Linked DNA regions of Homo sapiens: region 2 is linked to region 1. The links are chromatin contacts, found by Hi-C or POLR2A ChIA-PET in ENCODE. All regions are on one chromosome and are shown on one strand. Each heading gives the region's core, a stretch centred on a gene start or an enhancer-like site at or near the end of the contact. The rest is flanking DNA. Distances are from core to core; before and after follow the strand shown.

Region 1 (3,527 bases), core at 594-3,093:
TTGTTTGTATGCCGGTATTGCCAGTAAGCAACCGAATACTCTGCTCCTGGTTGATTCATGTCTAGTACTCCAAGCAAGTTATCTACTACAGAAGTTTCTTTCCTTGACGGTTTAATGAGGACATTAGAGCTGCCCTATCAGTGTTTCTACTGTGCTTCCCCCAATGGGAGCTTGACATACTAAGCAGAAAGTCTTCAAAACAGTGCTTTCTGTATCAGACAGCCTGATATAATTTAGAAGAAAGGAACTAAGCAAGGTTGAATTTGCTTGGTAATATCTGGCAGGTGTCTTTGGGGCTCCTGCTGAGCTCCCAATGCCTGCCTAGTTTATCTTCTGTGAATTGGGGTGGATGGGAGGGGAGGGGCAGAGGTGGCACCAGACTTTCCTGTCTGCTTTAAAATGTGCCATGGGATTGGAATCAAGTTGTCTTAAAGAGCCATTAGCAGTCTGTATGCTTTTGAAAACAAGAAGAAAAGGCATTCTGTATGCCACACCTAACCCTTAGCCCTTTTCATGTAATAATTCATTCAACCTTCCCAACATTGTATGAGTAGATATTTTTATTCCCATTTTATCTGTCAAGAAAAAACAAGGCCCAGATGGGTTAAAAACTTGCCCAAGTTATCATAGCTAATGCAAGTTGAATATGTCTTATCCAAAATGCTTAAGACCAGGCTGGGCACCATGACTCACACCTGTGATCCCAGGGTTTTGTTGGATTGCTTGAGCCCAGAGTTCAACACCTGCTTGGGCAACATAGTGAGACCTCATCTCTACAAAAAATACAAACATTAGCTGGGCATGGTGATGCATGCCTGTGGTCCCAGTTCCTTGGGAGGTAAAGTAGGAGGATTGCTTGAGCCCAGGAGGTCAAGGCTGCAGTAAGTCAAGATTGCACCACTGCACTCCAGCCTGGGCAACAGAGGGAGGCCTTGTTTCAAAACAGAACAAAATGCTTGGGACGAGAAGTGTTTCAGATTTCAGATTTTTTTTTTTTGGATTTTGGAATATTTGCATATGTATAATGAGATATCTTCGGGATGTAACCCAAATCTAAACACAAAATATATCTGTTTTATATATACCTTATCACATAATCTGAAGGTAATTTTTATGCAATACTTGGAATAATTTTGTGCATGAAATAGTCTGTATTAAGTACTTGTGTGTGGAATTTTTCTACTTGGGGTGTCGTGTCAGTTCTCAAAATGTTTCAGACTTTGGAGCATTTGGGATTTGGGATTTTTGGATTAGGGATGCTCAGTCTGTAAGAGGAGGAGTCAGGTTTAAAACCCAGGCTGTGAGACTCAAGAGTCTGTGCTTTCCAACATTATACCTCATTATCTGAATAAAAATTTAACGTTAAGATTCCTAACAGTAAAAATATATTACTTTCTTTCCCAAATTGTTTTCCTTCAAGGTAAAACTTAAAACTTTTCTAGGGGAAACCACATTCTCAGATGTTATTAAGTTGCATATCAAGTTCTTATTTAAACCTTGACCCATGTTGAAACTGATTTGAACCCTACTGAATCTTCATGTTTCACTGTGGTGTATAATTTTCATTATGTTGTCATTATAAAAGTTGCCTGATCGCAAGGATTCTATGGACTGAGATCCTGGAAATATGGTGTATAAAAGGCTTATTTTTATATTAAGAGATTCCTAGTAAGATGATTTATTTAATGCACTACCTAAAAGAAAATTTGGTATATTTCCATGAGCAATAGACTCAAGATTAGCTTTGAAAGTTAAAAGAGCATTCTCCTAGCTAGTTCATTGTTGCCATGACAGTGCTGGCAGTGCAAGTGTTGTAGTAACTCCTTGCAATGATCTTATTTTAGACCCTAACGTTTGCAGTGCTGAACGTCCCCTTCCCCGCCCCACAAGTAACTCTAGTGGAAAAGTACTGGTTTTATAACTGGCTTCTGGCTTTATAGCTGAAAGACTGCACTATTGTGGGCTTGAAAAAATAGTGTAGGAGTGTTGAGTATTTTTCCTGTGGATTATAAATGTTTGAAATCTCCCAAAATACGGTTTTGCATTACATATCATACAGCAAGTTGTTTATAGCTAAAAAGAAAAGGAGCCTCAATTGTCTTTAGAAATCAAGCCTAGGTTGTATAATTACATTGAGCTCATACAGAAATCATTCTCCCATTTGTATGCTCATGCATACTTCAGATTCAACTTATTCTTTTATTCAGTTATTATGGAAAATTATCATTAGAATCATAAAGGATTGTGTTTAAACAATGTAGAAAAGTACTTTTTTGCATCCCTTTCATAATTCAGCATTTATTTCATAAATTGTAACATTTTAGTCTTGATTTCTTAAAAAGCAAACTCACCTAAGTTATATAATGTTCAGAAATTACTCAATTTGAACTGGGTACCCGAACCAACATAATTGTTGAAGCATTTTTAACTTTGTTGCTTATATGTTTTAAATTAGATTTTAAAATACCTCATTGAGATTTTCTAATTGTAAATCCTATTATGACAGTACCATTAAGCACAAAATATTTGCAAATTTATAAGAGTAAATGCCATTTTTGTCCTTTTGCATACCATTTGTTAGGTCAGAGTTTTGATATGTGCGCTAAAAATCTGTTATAACATGATGAAACAAAATGATTTTGGCAACTGACCTTGTCAAGGAAGATGGAAAGTCTAACTGTTATACCTCATTAGTGACACCTGCTTTTTTCTTAAATACTACATTAAAGCTTAATTCATCTTCCTTAGGTGTTAAAGATTTAAACGTATCTTGCATGATTGGGCCTGTATTGAATATTAGAGTATGAATATCAGACAATCCCTTTTGTTTCTTTTTTTTTTTTTCAGTTTAGCACAGAAAAATAACTTTATAAGCAAAAATTTGACCCCAGGCTAGAATTGCATTTAGCCTTTCCACCAGGCAATGAGAATTTATCAGAAGTGTGTTTATTTTTATTCTCTTAGTGGTAATTATTCCGATAAAGAAATATCCAATTCCAGTCTACAATGGTCTTTGATGGCTCCCTCTTTGAATTTGGAAGTAGATATATAGTAATATATGAAGATTCAAACCTTGAGATAAATATTCTTTCATTTCATACAATATATTATTTTAATTGGTCAGAATGAGACTAAATTATGATTAGCTCCTTTCTCTTGTTAAAATACAGAATTACAGGGTTGTTATTTTTTTTCCTGAATCCCACAGCACCTCTATAGCAGACCTCCCTCTCCACCTAAGGCTGAAATAAATATGCTTTTTAAAGATAAGGTTAGAATTCATTTAAAATATTTCTTTATGTCTGACACTGTTTTGGCATTGTGGGGGATGTAAAAACAAAAGAAAACAACTATTGCCCTTAAGAATTTTGTAATGAAAATCGAAGAACAAATTAAGACTGGCTAAAAATGTGAAATTTTATGGTACTGTGTTGACAACAGTGCAGCTGTTGGTGGGACAGTGCATCATACAGCCAGACTTTCTAGAGGGCAGTTTGAATATTAGTCCAAACCTTAAAAGTGTGTAC
Region 2 (3,294 bases), core at 372-2,871, 430 kb after region 1:
GCACATCCAAGAATTTAGCATCACTTTCATGACATATGACAAGCAACCAGGGCAGGAAGCTCAGTAAAAATAGCAATAGCTGGGGAACATGGAGAGGGCCAGGAAACCCTCTTTCTATGAAACAGGCAGCCCCAACTTCACAGTCGCAGACCCTGAGGACCAAAGAGGCACAGTGCCACACCTGAATCCAATCAGCTCCTAAGTGTCAACAGAGCAGAGACAGACTCACACCACCTGGCCTTGAGGTGTAACCCACCACCCAGAAAGAGAACATTAGTACCAATGTCTGGATTAGCACACTAATAGCAAAGATAAAATGCAGGGTGCAGTCTGGCTCTTTAAACCAGATACCATGTTTTACTATAGCTTTAGCACCCGGCAGAGGGCCTGGTACATAGTAGGGGGTCAAAAAATTGTATCTGTTTAACCATTGAATTAATGGGAAGGGGGCAGGAGCCACAAAATAGACCTGAATTATACTTTAACATGAGATGTGATAAAACATTGAGACCAAAGAATGTCCTACATGAGTGAAGATGGAAGTAAGCTTCCACTGCAAAATGTGAAGTAGCATCTAGGTTGTTCTCAGGTTGAAAAGTCTCATCACTGGTATTAACTTCAATTAAACAGCCCAATTTCCAAAAACCTGAAAATATATACCAACAAGTAGGCTTTAAGGTCTCTAGAATAAGAGATGGAAAGAAGGGCAAACTGATAGGGTGTGTGCTACTCGGTGGAGCAAGGCCTTAGCAGGCATTTCAGGTCCATCCAGGGTGAAGAGCCGGCTCTCCACCTGTCATGGGATGCCATGGGGCCCCCATTACTTGGTAATTCAGTTGGCTCAGAGTCCCAGGCACACTCAAAACCACAAATAACACATTCTGGTTCTAAAGTCTCCTCTACACAAGCACCTAGGTAACAAGAGAAATCCCAAATCAAGTCTACTTCACCTACAATCTGAAGGAAATTCATGTATGTGGTGCCTACCAGGGCCAATGCTCTGTGCTTGACAAATTTGATCTCATTTTATTTTCTAAACAAGCCTGTCAGGAGGAAACTGAGGTGCAGAAAGGTTAAGCAATTTGTCTAGTGGGTGGTGGTGCTAGAAATCAAGCCTGAGGCTAACTTCAAAAGTGAAGCTCTCACCACTGCACTGTGTATTTCCTTCTGAAGTCACCAAACTGACCAAGGAGGGAGGCACCACTAACAAGTGACCAAGGAATAAGAAGCTTTAAAGACTACAAAATCTGTGTGATTCAATTAAATGTTCAGCATGTGGTCCCTAGGCTTATGAAAGGGATGGAAAATGTGGAAAAATGATAAGCCATGAAGCAAGCCTTGTTGGAGCCACATCTGCCCATCTGCTAACACTAATTTTTTAGAAATGACACCTTTTCTCAGACAGACCTCAAAGGGACACTACTATCATGTCCTAACCTGAACTGGGATCACTATTTTGGGGAATGCCCAAATATTACTATAGCCATAAACTGAACTTCTACATATCCAGGCTTTCCTTGGTGGCACGTCTGGAGGCTTCTGTGTTCTGGGAGAATTAGCCTGTGACTACGTCAAGCCAATATCACCTGGCTGTCCCTGGCAGGCCTATTCAGGCCCTAAAACAGCTGGCACCACGTTACGGATCCTCAAGCCAGAAACATCAAGCAAATGTCTGCTAGTGCCTGGCCCTTGCTATTATGAGGCTTAATCTGAAACAGGGACTCAGCTCTATACTATTTAAAACATGTAATTAGTTTATTATTGAGCCAGAAAAGATGAGCTTGCTCTAAAACTATGTGAATCTTAAAATATGATGCCTTTTGCCTGCCAACTGACGACGTGATCAGGATACTTCTGTTTAACCTCAATCAAAAACTCTGGTAGAAAACTGCTTTAAGGTTACATATGCCTACTATTTTATTATTTGTCTTCTGGCATCAAAACCTGCAGAAACAAATCACTGACAATGCAAGCACATTACAGGGATGGATGTGGAGGTGCTGAGTGGGTGAGTTAAACAGCTTGAGAGTTTGACATCTGAAATCCAGGAAAACTGCTTTTCTGTTCTTAGTTTACAATCCCTTCCTTCACATGAAATTTACTGGCTTTAGCGTCACACATACAAACACAACTGCTTCTAGCTCTTCAGATGTTATGGCTCAGAAAAACCGTTCCTTTTTGTCTTGTTATTTCAAGAGCAACTGATTTCTTTTTGGTAGCTCTGAAATATATGCCAGTGTGTGGGCACAGTCACACAGCTACGCACAGGCCCACACCCTGGAAAGATTGGAAGGAGTGGAGACACATTTTTCAGCTAGGAAAGGAAAAAGTTTGGGTTAGCATTTATAAAACAGACAAGTGTGCATGCATTTGGAAGCAGGCTATCTTCCAAGTGTCAATGTTAATTATCCTAATAGTCACTGTAAATCAAGGTGTTACCAGTGAAAGAAGCAGAGAAAGTAAATGCTACACACCAGAATACCCCATGTTGGCTACTGCAAACAAAACAATTGATGTATATTTTCTGTACGGAAATAAAGAGTACGATGCAGTCAATTCTGTAAAATGACTTGGGCTAATAGTATCTTCTGTCCCCTCCACACCTCACTGAAATTCAGCTCTAATGAGGAGCCTCCCGAGGGACTGCCTTCTTTAACCTATACCTCATCTGCATATTCAGTATTTCACCATAGTGGTTTTGCAAGATTTTTTTTTCTTGTTCAAAACCACAGGATGCAAAAGCGGCTGATGACCAATATAATGGTATTATGAAATGCTGACCAAGTCAACTATTTATTCCACGACACTCCTGGGTGCTAATTACACACACAGATGAGCATCAGAAAGCTCAAAAGTTCACAAAAAAAGATCAAATAAAGAAAGGACATTTCCAGTAACTAAAGAACTAGGCACTGATTGCATTTTTCTGAAAAAACATTCACTGAGCCACTCAGATACCCCTGTATTCTAACTTAAAATCTAGGGTGTTCCCAAATGTGTAAGTTAATTATTAGCACTACCCCTAAACTATGATGAATGAAGCAGACTGAATGCACATGAGATAAAATCATAGTTTTTCTAAAGGCCATAACAGAAATGCAGTATTTTATTGTAGCAGGCTCTAATCTACTTCATGTACATGCTAGGTAAACTTGAAAGCACTTAAGAAACTGGAAATACAAGCATCAGTAGTGTAATATCTATCACCCAAAGGGCAGGAGAAATAGTATTAACTGGCAAGGACAGTCATGCAAGAGACTATAAAAGCTGAACACACAGTAGAAATAGAAAATT

Evidence for each region. Hi-C counts contacts between places; a loop is a spot of excess contacts on that map. ChIA-PET counts read pairs that join two places held with the same protein, here RNA polymerase II (POLR2A). Pooled maps may share reads with other maps.
Region 2: a map of ascending aorta shows a loop between it and region 1 (2.6-fold over the local background). The contact joins two enhancer-like sites. A Hi-C loop is called at or near these places in 3 of 168 maps with a recorded cell type or tissue (IMR-90, ascending aorta and esophagus muscularis mucosa) and 4 of 50 pooled maps. POLR2A ChIA-PET finds 5 or more read pairs at or near these places in 1 of 52 experiments (A549).

What each region holds. Positions count from the first base shown.
Region 1 is chr6:109,078,512-109,082,038 of GRCh38, reverse strand. The region is part of intron 1 of SESN1 (sestrin 1); the gene reads left to right. Among named protein-coding and RNA genes, the nearest start is that of SESN1, 15 kb to the left of the region's middle. Within about 2 kb of position 1,843, at least 12 of the 41 ENCODE cell types and tissues checked have a DNase peak (open chromatin) inside an H3K27ac peak, as active enhancers do; they include ascending aorta, where a contact is called at or near this core.
Region 2 is chr6:108,650,403-108,653,696 of GRCh38, reverse strand. All of the region lies in intron 1 of FOXO3 (forkhead box O3), which reads right to left. Among named protein-coding and RNA genes, the nearest start is that of FOXO3, 91 kb to the right of the region's middle. Within about 2 kb of position 1,621, at least 14 of the 41 ENCODE cell types and tissues checked have a DNase peak (open chromatin) inside an H3K27ac peak, as active enhancers do; they include ascending aorta, where a contact is called at or near this core.